Regions from separate parts of the Mus musculus genome. Here region 1 is linked to region 2. The links are chromatin loops, found by intact Hi-C in ENCODE. Cell type or tissue: heart. All regions are shown on one strand. Each heading gives the region's core, and the rest is flanking DNA. Links, peaks and the distances in the headings are about the cores only. Region 1 holds the start of Gm31128 (a long non-coding RNA gene). Region 2 holds the start of Zfp369 (zinc finger protein 369).

What was found. Hi-C counts contacts between places; a loop is a spot of excess contacts. Peaks named below come from ENCODE experiments on the same cell type or tissue, not always from the same donor. Only the 100,000 strongest peaks of a DNase experiment are listed, where the experiment ranks them.
Region 1: it touches region 2 in a loop (3-fold over the local background); 2 of 42 quality-filtered maps call a loop at or near these places.

The regions. Positions count from the first base shown.
Region 1 is chr13:64,339,984-64,350,351 of GRCm38, reverse strand. Gm31128 (a long non-coding RNA gene) reads left to right here and starts at 6,565. Exons shown (of 3, transcript XR_382570.2): 1 at 6,565-6,692. In heart, for the core only: no CTCF peak of the experiment used is centred there; no DNase peak of the experiment used is centred there; H3K4me3 peaks cover 1,154 bases; H3K27ac peaks cover 997 bases.
Region 2 is chr13:65,275,073-65,285,440 of GRCm38, reverse strand. It overlaps Zfp369 (zinc finger protein 369), which reads right to left and starts at 6,587. Exons shown (of 8, transcript NM_178364.5): 1 at 6,454-6,587; 2 at 6,101-6,180; 3 at 5,053-5,179; 4 at 425-520. The coding sequence starts at 6,469. In heart, for the core only: a CTCF peak has its summit at 6,185; a DNase peak (open chromatin) is centred at 6,680; H3K4me3 peaks cover 2,547 bases; H3K27ac peaks cover 1,766 bases.

The sequences.
Region 1 (10,368 bases), core at 1,638-9,637, 940 kb after region 2:
CTAGGGACTTAGTCTATGCTAGGCATTCACTCTACCAGCTGAACTATGTTCCTGGTCCTGAGAAGTATTTTTAAACAACTTCTTCTTCTTCTTCTTCTTCTTCTTCTTCTTCTTCTTCTTCTTCTTCTTCTTCTTCTTCTTCTTCTTCTTCTTCTTCTTCTTCTTCTTCTTCTTCTTCTTCTTCTTCTTCTTCTTCTCCTTCTCCTTCTTCTCCTTCTTCTTCCTCTTCTTCCTCTTCTTCCTCTTCTTCCTCTTCTTCCTCTTCTTCCTCTTCTTCCTCTTCTTCCTCTTCTTCCTCTTCCTCTTCCTCCTCCTCCTCCTCCTCCTCCTCCTCCTCCTCCTCCTCCTCCTCCTCCTCCTCTTCTTCTTCTTCTTCTTCTTCTTCTTCTTCTTCTTCTTCTTCTTCTTCTTCTTCTTCTCTTATTTACTTTGTCATTGCTATCTACAGACTGTTTCTCCTTCTCCTTGTGATTTTGCTGATTCTTGGTGTAACACAGTCTTTTCTGTATCCTACAGAGCGAGGCTGTGGGTTCTAGTTGCCTTTAATAGGTATAGCTCAAAGATCAGGTAGGTATGTTTGTTCAGCTTCCTGGTTCAGCTTCTCCAAACTATCCTGGTTGGAAAAATAAAAAAATGGGCCTGACTCATGTTGCATTGCTGCAGAGGGTGGGGTGAAAGTTCAAACCCTCCCTCTCCCACAGTCACCTTCCTGGTAAATTGGGACACTGACTCATACAGTAACCTTACTGACTCTGCACTCAATTGTGTGATCAGCTCCCTGGATAACCTTACTGTCTTTCAAGTGGAGAAGGAAGAGATAAAACTGAAAGCTGGATCAGACCATTGCTACACTAGAAGGACAGGAGAGTCAGGTCCGTTCTGCTTAGCACTGATACCAGAGAAGAGGCAAACCAAACATCAACTCTGTTCTGTTTCCTTGTTGTGCCAAAGAAAAATGTTCAGCTTCCCAGAGGGTCTTGAAGACAGGAGTTGGAGGAGTGAGGCCTAATTTGAAACTAGCCTTTATACTGCCTCTCAGTGAGCATTAGTTCCCTATCAAGTCTATGGGGACAGAGGCTCAGCTGACCACTAATGCCACCCTGGTGGGGTATGCACACCCTGCCTGATTTATGCAGAGAATGGAACCTCAGCTCCAACGTTGTCTAGCAAATTCAGACACATGTTCGCCTTTTCCAAATGGGAAAGATTAATTCTGATCAACTTTGATATCAGCACATGACTAGAGAACTGGGGTTGGGGTGGACTGCTTGCTTCTGCAGAGGAGGGAGACATCTGCAGTGCCCTGTCTACCTCACATAAGCAACATGCAGAAACCCCAATGATCAGTCCCCCAAAACCCATCTCTATTGTCATATAGGTATCTGGACAATCCTTCCATGTATGGCTTCAGGGCCCTATGTTTGTTTGTAGTTTAATTTCCAGGGTATTTTATTTCTGCAAAGCATGAGTGAGGAGTGGATTACTTTGTGTAAGCAGAACCAAAAACTAGCTTTTGTTTTTTTGTTTTTCAGGTTGGCAATAACAATGCCACCTTGTGAATACTGCTGAGTGACTATGTCAAGCTTCCGATGACCTAAGGCTGCTTCCACTGAGTAACTAGAGTAAAATAGAAACCGAGTCATTTCTACTTTAAACATTCAAGATCCAGTAACATTTCTCATAATTTTCAATATTCTTTTCTTCATAGAGACTCACTAGGGCTAGAGAGGTGGCTCAGTGTTTAAGAGCACTGACTGCTTTTCCAGAGGTCCTGAGTTCAATTCCCAGCAACCACATGGTGGCTCACAACCATCTGTAATGGGATCTGATGCCCTCTTTGAAGACAGCTACAGTGTACTCATGTAAAATAAATTAATTAATTTTTAAGAAGACACAGAAACCTTTAGATTGATGATAAGCTTAAATGCACTAGGGCTGGGGAGATATCAACTCTCTATGCTATTTTCCCTGTGGTAATCCCCAAGATATCACTTGCCATGTTCCATCAGGGTAGCCTCTCATGGTCATGTGCTCACAATCCACATGGTGACTACCTCTTCCTCCTCCTCTTCCTCCTCCTCCTCCTCCTTCCTCCTCTTCCTTCTCCCTCCTCTTCCCTCTTCCTCCTCCCCCTCCTCCTCCTCCCTCCTCTTCCCTCCTCCTCCTCCCCCTCCTCTTCCCTCCTCCTCCTCCTTCCTCTTCCCTCCTCCTCCTTCTCCTCCTTCTCTTCCTCTTTCCCCCCTCCTCTTCCTCCTCTTCTTCTTTCTCCTCATCTTCCTCCTCATCATCATTCTCCCCATGGTCCCTGCCTGAGACCCCAAGTCCTAGAACCCTAGAACCCTTGCCCCACTTACCTCTCTCTGCCTAACTAAACTGTCAGCAACTTCTATTAACTAACCAGAGATAAGTGGGGCAACCAGATATTAGAATATAGAGTTCAGCATGCAAATACTAAGCAGCACCAGCCCAACCCCCTACAAAAACCTATCTCAAGAGAAAAAATTGGACTATACAATGCTCTTCCTGTGTCACATGCAATAATTAATAAGATAAAACAAGGACTCAAAGGTACAAGTGAATTTTATATGGCGTTCTCTTGCACAGAACTTATCCCCAATGCTTCCACACATCATCATCAGACCTCCCCAATCCATGGAGAGTCACTTGACAGAAGGGAGAAAAGGTTGGTTTGTAGATATACCTGAAAGGTGTGACATGTCACTTGGAAGGGATAATTACTGCAGCACAGTCCTATTCAGTGAGAAAAGGTCCTGAGAGGCTGTGATCCGAGGAGGCAGAAGGGGGCCCATTTGGTTGTTCCCTTCATCTGAATAAACATGACAAATGGCTCAGTGAGCCAACTCAATTCAAGTGTAGGAAAAACATAATTAGAAATGTATCAAGGATCTAATACAAATTATAGGGGGTATGAGGTGTAGCTTGCATGTCGTCCCAGCATCTGAGGATGGCAGAGTAGGAGAGTATCAATGTTCACAAGGAGGCTGGGTATTGTGTATACCACAAACACAAAGTTCATGCTGTTTATCCCTTCGGCAGTCTATGTTGAGCCATGAGCTCAACATCACAAGGTTCTTCTTAAGCACATGGCTCTTTGGAGTTGCCTTTTTTTTTTTTAAAGGTCTTTGATGTGGGTTTCAAGGGAGATACTGAGACAGTCTTTAGTAAGAAGTTAATTAGAAGAGTCATTAATACCGTAGGCCAAAAAGCAAATCACAGCACAGTGAGACTCTGCGGAGTTCAGGCTCCAATGCCACACACAGACAACATGTTAGTGGCTCTGGGGAGACAGGCCCAGAAAGCAAATGGGAGTTGCTTCTTGTAGATCTCCAAGAGTCAATCCTGCAGCAAGGCTGTCTCTGAGTCCCCGGCCAGCAATAGGGAAAGAGTGTATGCATGATACATAGATGGTGTATCAGTTTCTTTTCTATTGAGATGATAAAATAAAATGAGCAGGGCTGGAGAAATGGCTCAGTGGTTAAGAGCACTGGCTACTCTTCCAGAGGTCCAAAGTTCAATTCCCAGCAACCACATGGTGGCTCACAACCATCTGTAATGGGATCTGATACCCTCTTCTGGTGTGTCTGAAGACAGCGACAGTGTACCCATATTATATCATGACCAAAGCAACTTAAGGAAGACTTTACTATGAGTTACAGATACAGCTGGATAAGGTCCATCATGGCTGGAAGAGCATGAAGCCGACTGATCACATGCTTACCCAAACGCAGGAAGCAGTGGGAGAGTAGGAAGTGGGTCAACTATAGGGGCGTGCTCCCTTCAGTAAGGCTCTGCCCCTTAAAAAGTTCCATATTCTTTCTCCCTCTAAACAGTGCCCGCCAACTGGAGACCAAGTGCTTAAAAGCATGATCCTATTTGTAGAGAATATTTCTCATCTAAACCATCCCAGGTCCACTAGTAGACCTTTTTTTAATGTGTCTGATGTGCCCCATATATCTGCCTACTCATATGGGGAATTAAAAAGTCTGGGTGCCTGGGAGCTAGAGGCTCTGAGCAGGATGCTTGCTAGGATCTGAGAGACTGAAAGGAGAGAGAGGGACAGCTGTTATGGCTGTGGCCAGAGCAGTAGGTAGTCTGTGTTCAATGCTTTTCTGCCAAGTTCTGGTAATTTTCTATTCTCTTTGAGTCAAATTGGGTAGTGACATAAGGTCTCACAGCCACTAGGCCAGAATGCCTCTCTGAGATAACCTAACCACGTCCATGCTCTTTGTCAAGGTCTCTTTCATTATAAGCCCTTGAGTAGCCCATTGTTTCTCAACAATGTACCATGCCAGATTGTGAAATTTTATCTCTTTTTCCTTATTAGTATGACAGCATCAGCATTAGAATGCTGGCCATCACACAAGCTCTGTGTGTGTGTGTGTGTGTGTGTGTGTGTGTGTGTGTGTGTGTGTGTGTGTGTACAGATGTGGAGACCAGATCAAAGCTTTGAGTGTCATACCTTATTGTTCTGCTTCTCTCTGTCTATGTCTCTATATCTGTCTCTGTCTCTCCTCTCTCTCTCTTCTCTTTCTTTCTTTCTTTCCTTCTTTCTTTCTTTCTTTCTTTCTTTCTTTCTTTCTTTCTTTCTTTCTTTCTTTCTTTCTTTCTTTCTTTCTTCCAACATGGCCATCACCCTGTATGCCTGGATCACTAGCCAGAGAGCCTCAGGGAGCCTGCATGTCTCTACCTCACAGCACTGGGATTACAATCATCCAATAGAAAGCTTTCTTTTATTTTATTTTTTTAAAGACATGGTCTCATGTGGCTCAGGGCATTGTGGAGGGTGACCCTTACTCCAGATCCTCCTGCTTCTATCTCCCTGATTCTGGGAAAACCCTGAGCACAGTACCACAGAACAGGTTTTTCATGCAATGCAAAGGATGATGCCCAGTGCTTCCTACAAGACAGATGCTCTACTGACTGAGCTAGATCTCTATCCCATTCCCTTCTTCCATGTGATTAGGATCCAAAGTTTAAACCTCATAGAAGGAATAACTAGTGTTAAAATCAGCCAGACACATGCTTTATCATGCTCATATGCCCCTGACTTAAGGGGGAAAACATTATTGGGTTTTTTTTTGGAGGGGGTGTCCTGAAATAAATTATATTGGTTCCAAATAGTTTTATGGCCCTCTTGTAATCCACATTTAAGTAACTTTAATGTTCCCATGAGATACTTATTTTGGTTTCTCTTTGAGTTTAAAGGGCACCTGAAGGAAGAATCCTTATCTTTTTTGCCTTTGAATTGCAAAAATATCAAGCACACAAAAAGGTAAAAACTGAAAAAGTGAATCTATAACCATGCCCTTGGTTTAAGAAAAATGTACACTTTTTTGTGGTTTCCTTTGAAGAGTTTTTGTGAAAAATAAACTATAAAGTGAATTAGCAAAGATAATTCTAATGTCAAGTACTTTGTTGTGTGTCCCTTTATAAGGATATTGTTTAATATAATTCGGTTTAAAATAAGTGTAATATTTCTTTAAAATTGTTTTATTTTATAAGGCTGTGGCTCACTCTCTAGCCCTGGCTAGCCTAGAACTCGATGTATAGACCTAATTGTCCTTGTATTTCTGGCAATCCTCTTGTTTCTCAGAAAGCTGTGGTTAATTTTAACATTTGTATGTGCATCACACCCAGCTAATTCCATAAATTTCTAATTGCCAACCCATATTCAAATTTCTCAGCTTGTTCCCAATGTCTTGACAACTGTTTTTGTTTTGTTTTGTTTTATGTTTTTTCAGTCTGGATTTGGTGAAGGACTACGCGTTGTAGTGGGCTGAAGAACTGAAATTTAGCCCACAAATTTAGTCTGGGGGTATTCAGACAGAGCACCTTGCGACCAGTGGTGAGGGGTTAAAGTCTGAAGGTCACCTCCATAAGGCGAGGAGATTTATGGGAAATGTAGTCTGAAATGCTCCAGGCTTAACCCCACCCCCACCCCCAAAGCTGCAGTCCTGGACTGGGTCTCCTGGATTCCATCCATACCGTCCAAAGCTGTGACAAGGTGTTAGAGACCTGGAGGATGCTCAGCTGGGGTGGAATGGAGTTTGGGGACAGTTTTCTTGAAACCTGGCAGAATCCATAGCGAACTACAGGGCGGGAGCAGGAAGCCCGGGTGTACAAGCTCCAGTTCCCTAGTGTGGGAACGCTGGGGTTGAAGGTGGAAATGAGTGCTCAGGCGGTGGGTGCTATCATGTCTGCCGGACCCAAAACCTGCCTGACTTCATGCTAGGGCTTGCAGGCTCTGGTCGCCTGGAGACCCTGAGCTCCAGAGCCATAAACTCCCAGCAAATTCCGTCTCTGCTCCTCAGTAAGAATCCATTGGTCAGCCAAACACGGGGATTTTAATCATTATTGACCTCGTAGCCTTGTTTTAAAACTTGAGGTTACAAACAACCTTGTGCAGGTTCCTAAGTCCTGATTGACAACTGCTCCTCTGTTTAGAAAACACGCTGTTGTTTGCGCTGGCAGCCTTACATAAACTTCATAGCACTGTGATGTCAGCATTGCTGTCCCCATTAAGGATAACAAGCGAGGCTCAAGTGGGTGGAGGGATGTGCTCAGGCTACAGGCTGATGTTGAGGAAGCGCTGATTCAAGGGTAGGTATGATTCTAACTCTGCACCTGCCTAAAGTGGCATCTCGGTCTTCACAGAGACCGTCAGCTCGCAGGTACGCTTTCTAAAAGAATTGTGGTGTGTCCTGTCAGATCTACCCAGTGCTTTGTAAGCCAGAGTTTGTGATTCTCAAATTAGTTTCCTGATAACCACTGTTGTTTGAGGGTAGTGAGCTGTGAACTGGGAAGCAGGGAACCACCAGCATCAGACTTTTCTCCAGAGGAGAGAGCAGCCTTCTGACCATACACCTCTTTGACAATCAGGAGCAAGTCAGAGTTGCCAGGGTTTTCGATGGTCTGGCTAGGCATCCCAGACTGGCCTCAAACTTGGAATCCTCCACCTCGGTCTTCAAGTGCTTAGATTACAGGTGTGTGCCATTACACCTGGCTTCCATGATCATTACTTCTGATTCATTAAAAGCTTTGCTGAAATTGGACCTGCGAGTATGATTGACTATCTGAAGCAACCTTTCCAGTGAATGCCTCAGGAATCAAAGACTCATTGCACTGGGTGGGCCACCGGCATGATGTTCATATTTTAGCTAGCTGCTTTGATGAATGGTGATCATTGCATGGCTAATCCACAATTTATTCATATATATGTGGGTGATTTCCACCCATAAATATTGAATGTTTTCATTCTCTAAGATTTAACAATATGAAGTAAGTGGTGTTACAGGGTCTCATAAGTGTACAACTCAGGGACAGTGAGATGGCTTTGCTGGTAAGGGCTTTACAACCCAAGCCTGGCAATATGATTTGATCCCCAGAACCCACATGTTGGAATGAGAGACCTACTCCTGAGAGTTGTTCTCTGATATCTTCACCCAGACACACACGATAATAATGATAATGTAATAATAATAATAATAATAATAATAATAATAATAATAATAACAGATGCCAGGTGTGGTAGTGCACTACTTTAATTCCTACACACAGGAAGAATCACATGGATCCCTGTGAGCTCAAGGACAGCTTTGTCTAAATACTGGGTTCCAGGAAAGCCAGAGCTACAAAATAGAACCTGTCTCCAAAATTATTATTATTTAATATTTTAATAAATTATTTAGTATAAGTTTAGCAATAAAACAAAAACCAGTCTGGCTGTTCCTTTTTACTAAATTGCAAAGTGACTATGCCATTTTGCATCCCCAACACTGAAAATTCTAAGGATGCTAAGGCTCTGCATATTTACAGTTGTATATTTGTCTATTTGGTGTTTTTTTTGGTTTTTTGGTTTTTTAGTTTTTTCATTTTTTTTTCCAAGACAGGGTTTCTCTGTATAGCCCTGGCTGTCCTGGAACTCACTTTGTAGACCAGGCTGACCTCAAACTCAGAAATCCGCCTGCCTCTGCCTCCCGAGTGCTGGGATTAAAGGCATGCGCCACCACGCCCAGCTTGTCTATTTGTTTTAAGGCAGATCTCAGGTAACCGACTGAACTCTTGGTCTTCCTGTCTCTCTCTCCCAAGTGCTGCAATTGTAGGCATGTGCTGCCAAACCCAACTGAACTCGCCACTTTTTTGTTAACTTTATTTATCATCATCATCATTATTATTATATATTATTGTTATTATATATCTTATTGTGTGTGTGTATATACATGGTTGGGTGCATCCATATGGGCTTGTAGAGGTCAGAGAACAACTTTCAGGAGTAGATTGTCTCCACAGTGGGTTGCAGGGATCAAACTCAGGGTATAGTATTGTACGGCAAGCACCTTTATCCATTAAACCATCTTGTTGGCCCAAGATCTACACCTTTACTAGCATTCAATAATATCGTTATTTCTTCTTTTTACACTATTTAATCTACTACATTAGGCTTTTTCACAGTATTTCTATTTGGTTTAAATTTGCCTTCCCCTAATATTTAATAATGAGCATGTTTTTACTTGGAGAGAAGTGCCCATTTAACTCCCTCTCCCCCATATCTATTACTGATTTAGAGAACTCTTTGTTCTATAAAATATTCCTTTGGGGATTTGTGACTTCTTTTCTCACGTGTTTTTCTTCATAGACTTCCTTCCTTAGACTATCTCACTATGTCCCCTGATAGGATCCAAAAGGTCTCATTATGTCCTCCCCTCTCACCTCCCTGAGACCAAGGCTTATAGGTATATGCAATTACACCAATTTCTTCTATTCTTGTTTGTTTGAGAGAGACAGGGTCTCACTATACAGCCCTGGTTGGGCTAGAATTCACCAAGTAGACCACTCTGGCCTCGAACTCACAGAGATCTGCCTGCCTCTGCCTCCCAAGTCCTGGAATTAAAGGCATGCACCACTAAGCTGGGTGCCTTTTCAAGTCTTAATAATATCTCCCTCAAATCAAGAGGTGTGGATCAACATAGATTGATTTTTCATCTTTTTTTTTTGCCTTTATGACTATGTTAGTCTGCTCAGATCACAGCATACCACAGACATATGACTTAAACAACAGATAATTACTTAGTCCTTAGTTTTTGAGGCTGGAAATTCAGAGTTGACGTTTTACAAGATTGGTTTCTCTTGGCCTCTCTCCTAGCTGGCATTCAGGCTGCTGCCTCTCCCTGGGTCCTTTCCTCTGTGCTCACAGGGAGTGGAGGAGGAGGAGGAGAAGAAGAAGGAAATAGAGAAAAGGGGAGCACTGTCTGGTGTCTCTCTTATAAAAACACTAGTCCATTCAGCTACCTTGTGGCCTCATTAGCCTTAATTACTCATACTCACAAGCCTATCTACAAATAGAGTCACACAAGGGATAAGGGCTTCAAAATATAAGCCTTATTTATGCACACCTATAATAACAACCCATTCAAAAATAGGCAAGAGTTTTACATTGTCAGTTTTGTAAAGAAGATACACAAATAATGAATCAACTCTTTTAAAAAGAAATGCTCAGAACTGATAACCTTAAAGAAATATAACCCAAACCACATTGAGATGCCACCTCATGTCCATTAGGATTGCTTGTATGAGAAGAAAATATAAAATATCAGCTGCTGTGGGCACCCTGAGGCAGTGCCTACATTAAAGGAAGCTTTCTACAGTACAGCAGCTCCACTCCTCAGCACACATGGTCTCCATCTTAGCAGTTCTAATCACATCTTTAAAATTTTTATAGAGGGGCTAGAGAGATGGCTCAGTAGTTAAGAGCACTGACTGTTCTTCCAGAGGTCCTGAGTTCAATTCCCAGCAACCATATGGTGGCTCACAACCATCTGTAATGAGATCTGATGCCCTCTTCTGGTGTGTCTGAAGACAGCAACACTGTATTCATATTCATAAAATAAATAAATCTTTTTAAAAAATTTTTATAGAGCTTCAAAAGTGCACATTAAATGGGAGCTATACTTTGTATGCAGTGGTGTGTTGTCTGTGTGCACACGTGTGCACATGTTTGTGTGTATGTGTGTTCATGTTTGTGTGATTTCATGCATGCAAGAGTCAGACGTTGATGTCAGCACTAGGACACCTACCTTTGTTTATTTATTTTTAAAAAAATTATTTATTTATTTTATGTATATGAGTACACTATAGCTGTTTTCAGACACACCAGAAGAGGGCATTGGATCCCATTACACATGGTTATGAACCACCCTGTGGTTCCCAGGAATTGAACTCAGGACCTGTGGAAGAGCAGTCAGTGCTCTTAACTGCTGAGCTGTCTCTCCAGCCCTGTTTGTATACTTTTTAGTAGGTCTTAATACTTATGTGTTATGCACTTTACTCTATCAGCCATCTACCCCATCA
Region 2 (10,368 bases), core at 1,306-9,305:
TGTGGTGGCACACATTTGTAATTCCAGAACTTCTAAGACAGTGAGATGATCAGGAATTCATATCCTTAGTTAATTAATAGGTTGGAGGCCAGCCTTTACTACCTAATACCTTATCTCAAAACAAAACAAAACCCCCAACACAAACCCCACCACCACTATACACAAACCCCAAATACCATACCCCGCCCCCCCAAATAAAGACTGACGCTGGGGATATTAGTTCAAGTAGCATGTCTGCTTTGCTTGTCATGTGAAAGGCCCTGGGCTTAATCACTAGCATCATGAAAAAATGACTGCAGACTGGAAAATAACTTATACTTACTACAACAAGCTACCTGGGTTCTCATACTGCTTAGAAGACATTAGTCTTAGAATAACCAGAAGATTCATCCCTTTTGGAAACTCCTATATGCCTGGCTCTTACCTGGAAGAGTATCTTGAGGAATTTCTCTCTGCATTGGCCAGCAGTCTTCTACTTCTTCTAACTGAGGCATCACATTTGCCTTGGAAAAGTGATGCTCTGCTCGATGGATGGAAAAGAGACAGGGCTTGGAGGTCTGCTTAGAGAAAATGCTGTCCCGCTGCAACATTCTATTCCCTCCTTCCCCCATGTTGTGACATGATGACTTCAGGTCTTGGGCATTGACAACTACATGTCCATTCCTTTTGTTGGATTTCATGGGTTTCCTTGACAACAAATATGCCATAAAGTAAAGAATGGAGGTTGGTCAACTGGGGGACATTCTGGGAAAGGTTTTGCTTCCCCGCCAAATTTGACAGTTGAGAAAGAACTAGTCAGGACGATCAACTTTTGTTTCTGCTTAAACGTAGACACAAAGGTTGGAGCCACAGCGATGAAACAACTAGAGAGGACAGAAGACTTCCTAAGAGCCACAAAGAAATCACAATTTTTGATGATACTCCTGAGCTGCTGGATACTGACATCTCTTATGTTTGATGTGCCATAAAAATTGTAGGCAACTGTCACTACAGCTACAAACATCCCTTATTGGCTCTACCCAGTATTCAGGGACCCTTATATATTGCTTGGATGAAACTTCTGCAGTCATACTGAAAAGCTGCCTTTTTCCTCTCTACCAAGCTCTACACTCCCTTAACACTTCTTCTCTAGTTCCTCTAGCCTAAGCCAAACAAACAGTTTGGACATACTACACATTCAGAGTTGGACTCTACTGAATGATACCTTGGTCAAGGAAGAAATAAAGAAAGAAATTCAAGACTTTTAGAGTTTAATGAAAATGAAGCCACAACATACCCAAACTTATGGGACACAATGAAAGCATTTCTAAGAGGAAAACTCATAGCCTCCAAAAAGAAACTAGAGAGAGCATACACTATGTCATGTCTGACAGCACACCTAGAAGCTCTAGAACTAAAGGAAGCAAATTCACCCAAGAGGAGTAGACTGCAGGAAATAATCAAACTTAAGGCTGAAATCAACCAAGTGGAAACAAAAAGAACTATTCAAAGAATCAACCAAACTAGGAGCTGGTTCTTTGAGAAAATCAACAAGATAGATAAACCCTTAGCAAGACTAATTAGAGGGCACAGGGACAGTATCCTAATTAACAAAATCAGAAATGAAAAGGGAGACATAACAACAGATCCTGAGGAAATCCAAAACTTCATCATATCCTACTACAAAAGGCTATACTCAACAAATATGGAAAACCTCAATGAAATGGACAACTTCCTAGACAGATACCAGGTACCAAAGTTAAGTCAGAATCAGATTAATGATCTAAACAGTCCCATTTCCCCTAAAGAAGTAGAAGCAGTCATTAACAGTGTCCCAACCAAACAACAACAACAACAACAACAAAAAACAGCAAAAAAACAATACCAGATGGGTTTAGTGCAGAGTTCTATCAGACCTTCAAAGAAGACCTAATTCCAACTCTCCTCAAACTATTCCACAAAATAGAAACAGAAGGTACTCTACCCAGTTCATTCTATGAAGCCACAATTACTCTGATACCTAAATCACACAAAGATCCAACAAAGAAAAAGAACTTCAGACCAATTTCCCTTATGAATATTGATGCAAAAATATTCAATAAAATTCTTGCAAACCAAATCCAAGAACACATCAAAACAATCATCATCATGACCAAGTAGGCTTCATCCCAGGGATGCAGGGATGGTTTAATATATGGAAATCAATCAATGTAATCCACTATATAAACTAACTCAAAGACAAAAATCACATGATCATCTTATTAGATGCTGAGAAAGCATTTGACAAAATCTAACACCCATTCATAATAAAAGTCATGGAAAGATCAGGAATTCAAGGCCCATACCTAAGCATAATAAAAGCAATCAACAACAAACCAGTAGCCAACAACATCAAACTAAATGGAGAGAAACTCGAAGAAATACCACTAAAATTGGGGACTAGACAAGGCTGCCCACTTTCTCCCTACCTATTCAATATAGTACTTGAAGTCCTAGCCAGAGCAATTCGACAACAATAGGAGATCAAGGGGATACAAATTGTAAAGGAAGAAGTCAAAATATTACTATTTGCAGATGATATGATAGTGACCCTAAAAATTCCACCAGAGAACTTCTAAACCTGATAAACAGCTTCAGTGCAGTAGCTGGATATAAAATTAACTCAAACAAATCAATTGCCTTTCTCTACACAAAGGATAAACAGGATGAGAAAGAAATTAGGGAAACAACACCCTTCACAATAGTCACAAACAATATAAAATACCTTGGTGTGACTCTAACTAAGGAAGTGAAAGATCTGTATGATAAGAACTTCAAGTCTTTGAAAAAAGAAATTGAAGATCTCAGAAGATGGAAAGATCTCCCATGCTCATGGATTAGCAGGATTGATATCATAAAAATGGCCATCTTGCTGAAAGCAATCTACAGATTCAATGCAATCCCCATCAAAATTCCAACTCAATTCTTCACTGAGTTAGAAAGGGCAATTTGCAAATTCATCTGGAATAACAAAAAATCAAGAATAGCAAAAACTATTCTCAACAATAAAAGAACCTCTGGTGGAATCACCATGCCTGACCTCAAGCTGCACTACAGAACAATTGTGATAAAAACTGCCTGGTGCTGGTATAGTGACAGACAAGTAGACCAATGGAATAGAATTGAAGACCCAGAAATGATCCCACTTGATTACAAGGTCACTTGATTACAAGGGAGTTAAAACCATCCAGTGGAAAAAAGACAGCATTTTCAACAAATGGTGCTGGCACAACTGGCAGTTATCATGTAGAAGAATGCTAATTGACCCATTCTTATCTCCTTGTACAAAGCTCAAGTCTAAGTGGATCAAAGACCTCCACATAAAACTGGAGACACTGAAATTTATAGAGAAGAAAGTGGGGAAAAACCTTGAAGATATGGGCACAGAGGAAAAATTCCTGAACAGAACAGCAATGGCTTGTGCTGTAAGATCAAGAATCGACTAATGGAACCTCATAAAATTGCAAAGCTTCTGTAGGGCAAAAAATACTATCAATAAGACAAAAAGGCCACCAAGAGATTGGGAAAGAATTTTTACCCATCCTAAATCTGATAGGGGACTAATACCCAATATATACAAAGAGCTCAAGAAGCTGAACTCCAGAAATTCAAATAACCCCATTAAAAAATGGGGTACAGAGTTAAACAAAGAATTCTCAATTGAGGAATACCGAAGGGCTCAGAGGCACTTGAAAAAATGTTCAACATCCTTAATCATCAGGGAAATGCAAATCAAAACAACCCTGAGATTCCTCCTCACACCAGTCAGAATGGATAGGACCAAAAATTCAGGTGACAGCAGATGCTGGCGAGGATGTGGAGAAAGAGGAACACTCCTCCATTGCAGGTGGGATTGCAAGCTTGTACAACCACTCTGGAAATCAGTCTGGCGGTTCCTCATTAAACTGGACATAGTACTACAGGAAGATCCAGCAATACCTCTCATGGGCATATACCCAGTAGATGTTCCAACTGGTAATAAGAACACATGCTCCACTATGTTCATAGCAGCCTTATTTATAATAGCCAGAAGCTGGAAAGAACCCAGATGTCCCTCAACAAAGGAATGGATATAAAAAAATGTGGTACTTTTACACAATGGAGTACTATTCAGCTATTAAAAACAATGAATTTATGAACTTCTTAGGCAAATGGATGGATCTGGAGGATATCATCCCGAGTGAGGTAATCCAATCACAAAACAAGTGTCTTGATATGCACTCACTGATAAGTGGATATTAGCCCAGAAACTTAGAATCCCCAAGATACAATTTGCCAAACACAAGAAAATCAAGAAGAGGGATGACCAATGTGTGGATACTTCATTCCTCCCTAGAATGGGGATGAAAATACCCATGGAAGGAGTTACAGAGACAAAGTTTGGAGCTAAGATGAAAGGATGGACCATCCAGAGACTGCTCCACCCGGTGGTTCATCCCATAATCAGCCAACAAACACAGACACTATTGCATATGCCAGCAAGATATTGCTGAAAGAACCCTGATACAGCTGTCTCTTGTGAGGCTATCCCAGTGCCTGGCAAATACAGAAGTGGATGCTCAAAGTCATCTGTAGGATGGAACACAGGGTCCCCAATGGAGGAGCTAGACAAAGTACCCAAGGAGCTGAAGGGTTCTGCAACCCTATAGGTGGAACAACAATATGAACTAACCAGTACCCCCAGAGCTCGTGTCACTAGCTGCATATGTAGCAGAAGATGGGCTAGTTGGCCATCATTGGGAAGAGAGGCCCCTTTGTCTTGCAAACTTTTTATGCCTCAGTACAGGAGAATCCCATGGCCAAGAAGTGGGAGTGAGTGGGTAGGGGAGCAGGGTGAGGGGAGGGTACAGGGGTAAATGAAGAAAATATCTAATAAAAAATTTAAAAAAAAAAGAAAATGTCAGAGTTGGGTGGGGGCAGGTAGAGTCAAGCCTGGCATTGAACTTCTAATCCTCCTCCACCTCTGAAGTCCTGGAATTAAAAGCGTGCTGCACCCACCCAAACAAGTGTTTATTAAAGTGGAGCCTGGCTTACCTACTGAAATCATGTTATTGAGGTTCTCCATCATGATTTCCCTGTACAGGCACTTCTGTTGGCGATCTAGCAGTGCCCACTCTTCCTCGGTAAATCTCAGTGATACATCTTCAAACTTCACAGATTCCTAAAAGCCATAAGATGCAGTTCAGCCGCAGGTTTTCCTCTTCCATGGTGTCAGAAAAATAGAAAGGCTGAGCAAGATGACCCAGCTACATTTTACTTATCTCATGTTCCTTTGTCTGAATCCTTGAGCAAATCGGTCTGACACTAATCAGGGGACAAGTGAGACTGTGGTCTATGAAAACCTGTTCATTTCTCACTAACCAGGGGATAGGACTGTTGGCTCCCATCTATACCTCTTTTCTTGTTTTTGAATTATCACTTCTTTAAAGTAGCTGCTGAAAACTAAACATGAGCCTCTTATCTTCTAACACCTGTCAGTTTCTCTCAACCAGATCCCCAGCTTTTGTTGTTGTTGTTGTTGTTCTGTCGAGATAGGGTTTCTCTGTATAGCCCTGGCTGTCCTGGAACTCACTCTGTAGACCAGGCTGGCCTCAAACTCAGAAATCGGGCCTGCCTCTGCCTCCCAAGTGCTGGGATTAAAGGCTTGTGCCACCAAAGCCTGGCCAGATCCCCAGCTTTAAAAAAAAAAAAAAAAAAAGTTGAAAAGGACTGGTGAGATGGCTCAGTGGGTAAAGGCTACCAAGCCTGAGTTTGATTGATCTCCAGGACTCATGTTGAAAGAAGGGTAGCAATCCGGAAAGGTGCCCACAAGCAGGCAATAGCACACATGTGCATACCCACACACAAAATAAATGTAATAGAAACATTTTTTGTTTTTGAATTGAAAAGCTTCAATCTGGCTTGCCTCAATCTGGCTTGCCAGTTCCAGTTCAGAAATCGGTTTGTTTGTTTCTTCTATTCTAACCCCCCTCTTGGGCAGTCCTTCAACTCCTCCCGTAACTCTAGGGTATTTGAGAGCAAACATCTCACCACTAGCCGGCCCCTGAGCCGTCACAAAAGCTGAAAAGAAGCCTTTACTCACATGGGGCCAGGTTGTTGGAAGCGTGGAAGCCATACTGTCCTCAGTGTTCTCTAGCGGTAGGAGGCAGAATGCTGATCGTCCTGAAGGTGGAAGAGGCACTAAGGAATGTGCCCAGTGGCTCCCCCACTTCTGCCCATATTCCGACCTCTGCAGGACATAACCAGTCCGCCCCAAAATTGCCAAGTGCCCAGTGAGTCCTCTCCCCGACTCCCATAAGCTTACAAAACAGGTTCCCCTCTAACCGAGAGGGGATGGTTGATGTCCTCCAATCCAGAATGCGGTCGGTTTTCTTAAACCGTGTTCCCCATCTAGAACGGGATGCCTCCTCAGGATCCGGACCCACGACTACACACCTTCTCCGGGGTCCATAGAAGTGGAGCCACTAACGAAGCCGACACTGGACTCCGGAGGCTGCAAATGAAACAGAAGATAGGAGTTGTCCCCGACGGGCTTTCACGCAGCGTTACGAGTGCTTGCGATAAACACAATGGCTCTTGCCTGTCGGTCTAGCCCCTGAGTCGGCTCGCTGGTCCGGACTACAACTCCCAGGCGCCCCCGCGGACGTCGAGCGGCGGCAATCTGTTGGCGTCCTTCCTGTTGGCAGGCTAAGCCGAAGTCCGTAAGCGTCTGCTACTGGCTGCTAAAGAACTAGGATGAAGCCTTTGAAGGAGGCTACTAAGATGCTAAGCATCTCCGTGGACAGAGACCGAGACTAGGAGGGAGTCGAACCCACTAACAGGAGCAAATGAACTTGGACAAACCGGAAGAAGTGCTGGTGTTAGATCGGCTGGGGGATGCTCGCCTTGTAGCAGAGTAAGGAGGGCGGAAGGAGGGCGGAAGGAGGGGACACACAGAATACACAGCTCGACTAGTGTAGAGGGGAGGGACCCGGATGGGGACTGGCTGTGGGTCGAAGGCAAGAGAAGACAAAGTCATTTAACCGAGTTTCCTTAGGGGAAGGAGAAAAGAATGCAATCGTGCTGTAGTTTCAGCGGTGTCCTTAAAGGGAGAGGAAGAAAGGACTAAACCGTAGAAACAGAAAGCCATTAGGCATTGGAATTAAAATTTTACTCGTTTCTATGAGAGGACAGGCGTTTGCGTCCAGATCTGTAGAGTGAGCAGGGTTGTATGGTTTAGGCAGGGTTGTATGGTCTTACAACGTTTAGGTGGTAAGTGTGGAGACCTGGTGGACTTGAAGGATATGGTAGGCTACACTAAATGTCCTCTCCAGTTTTCCCCAGCAGAGGAAGGGATGTAGTGAAAATTCTAGAATTTTGGTTTCTTGAAAAAAAAAAAAACCAAATATTATAAGAAGGTGCTTTTATTTTGATTCCGGGTATAGGGACGTAGGGCTGCTTCCGACTGCCTGAAGCAACTGACCATGATTTATTTGCCTTGTGCTCTAGCAGAATCGCGGTTCTGTCTGCAGCAGAGTTTTGGTAATTGTGTTATATTTGGAACTCTGGGAACTTTTCAGAGGGTATATAAATGTTAGAGCCCGATAGGCTGGGGGCTGGGGTGGGCCAGTTGTTGGTTGTATAGGGAGGAGGTTGGTTGTAGTTTGTTAGTAGCTGAGGCCAAAGGAGAAGCAAGAGAAAAGAAATCAGATTCGGGGATCTTCCTAATCACTCTCTCCCCTCTACTCTTGTTCCTTTCCTGTCTAGTGTTAGGGGGTAGAAAGGGGGGTAAGGATAATAATGGGAGGAAAAAGAGAACCGACAAAGTAGCAAAGACCAGTTACAAAGGGACACGGAGGATCAGAGATGTATGAGGAGAATTAAAATTACCCTCAGTCCCAGGGAGGCTAACTGTAAATATCCATGCATATGGAGAGCTCTTAGGGCAGCTTCTAGGAATTTGGCAGAAATTTGACATTAGACTAGAACACAGAAGTAGGCTCAGGCAAGAATTTGACTTTGGGCTAGGACAAGAAAGTAGGCTCAAGATCTTGATCATCTTGTAAGTCCCTGAATACCACGGGACCTTGTTTATTGCCTTGTTTGTTCCTTGACTGAAAACTGACCTTATTCTCTGCATGTACTTAGAATGGCATAAAAACAGACTGGAGAAAAATAAACCCACTTCAGCCTCTGCACAGGTTTGAGTGGTATTAAGTCTAATTGTCTTTTTCTTTTCAATCCTCACTCCCTCCCTTGAGACCCTGTTGACTGACTGAGCTGGCTTGATCACACACAGGGATTCATTTGTACGATACACATCAAGAGGATGTGGGTTCTGGTAATGCCAGTTATTAGGTAACCTGTGACTAGGTTTGTTCCTATTGGCAGATTAGATTGGGGGAACCTGAAGTCTGCCCCTGATCATAATTTGGTATGTTTGTAACTCTAGACAGCTCAGAACAACAAAGAATTCTGTTGTGTTCCTTATACTGTCTAGTATTCTATTCCTAGGGTCTCTTTATATTCTGTTCTGATTTATGTAATCTTGTCTTATTTGGGATCCAGACATACTGATGCCTAGAGCCTAGCGACCTATCCTTCTCAACCCAGGGTTTATGTATTCCTTTGAGGTTTCTAAATAGGGTTGGCAACACTGTGTCTAACTGTGGTCATGCTTCTTATTCTTACGGCTAAAATAGACTACATATTGTTCTTAATGTTTTTTTAAATTTTATTTTATGTATATGTGTACACTGTAGCTATCTTCCGATGCATCAGAAGAGGGCGTCAGATCTCATTACAGATGGTTGTGAGCCACCATGTGGTTGCTGGGAATTGAACTCGGGACATCAGGAAGAAGAGTCAGTGCTCTTAACTGCTGAGCCATCTCTCTAGCCCTGTTAATTTTTTCTGCAATTAATTTTTATATTTGGTATTGACTCAGATTATTATGCCACTTTTACTATGATAATACTTCCTTGGAATTTTTCATTCATTCATTCATTCCATTTCATCCTGGATCACATATATCCCAGACTGTCCTTGAACTTTGTAGTTAAGGTTAACCTTGAATTCCTAATCTTCTTGCTTGCACCTTCCTAGAGCAAGGAGTACAGATGTGGGCCACGGTGCTCATCTTTCTGTGGTGCTGGTATCGGAACTCAGAGCTTTGTGGCATATTAGGCAAACACCGATGACTGAGCTAAATCGTTAGCCCTCCTTAGAATCTCGTAGCTTTCAGAAGGACCATACCCATTGAATAAGTAATTGGTTCCTGTTTTAATATTTCAAATTAAATAACCCTGGCTGTTTGGCAGACTATTATTGTGTGACAGAGTTGTGGAAAATAGTCATTGACCGACGGGTTTTATTTTAGATGTCAGTGTGAGTTTGTTTATGAGGATCATCCAATGGTTCAATAGAGAGAGAGCTTTATTATTTTAAGGAGGCAAGTTCTCTTTTCAGTTAAAAGTTGGTTCTTATTTTTAAATGTTAAAGCTGGGTGGTGGTGTTGCACACCTTTAGTCCCAGTACTTTGGGAGGCAGAGGCAGGTGGCTCTCTGTAAGTTCAAGCCTAGCCTACTTAGTCTACAGGGTGAGCTCCAGGACAGCCAGGAATGCACAGAGAAAGAAACCCTGTCTTGAAAAACAAACAAACCAAAACAGTTCATTAATTTTTTTGTTTGATTTAGTGTGTGTGTGTGTGTGTTTATGTGTGTGTGTGTGTGTGTGCGTGTGTGCGCGCGCGTGCGCGCATGCACATGCACATTCATACCACAGTGTACATGTGGAGTCAGGGGAAAGCTTTCAGGAATTGGTTTTGTCCTTCCTTCATGTGGGTTGCAGGAATAGAACCTAGGTGGGCAGATTAAGTAGGAAGTGTTTTACTTGACGAGCCATCTCAGTGGCTTGAAAATTGATTTTTAAAGAGCTTACATTTATTTATTGTGCATGTTTGTATTTCGGCACCACAACATATGTAGTGTGTACAGGAAGTAACTTGAGGAGTTTGGTTCTGTCCTTCCATCTGCAGGTTCTGGAGATTGTGTCCACATTTCTAGAGTGGACAGGGTTACTGGTCTCTCAAGGTTAAGGTGTGCTCCTAGTGGTGGTGGTGGACTGGATTGTATCCAGTAGGACGAACCTAAAGTCTGGATCAAACTTTGCTTTCTAGTTTCTGGGGTTTTTTTTTTTTTCTTGTTTACTTATATATTACATACCTGTGAATGGTTATACACATCCAGAACAAAAGGAAATATTAGCAGTTTTGATTTAAAAATTTTAGATGTTCTTGTTTTGTAAATAGATAAAATAGACATGTGCTAAAACTATTGGGGGAAAGGTAAAAGAAATAGAAAACATACTTAA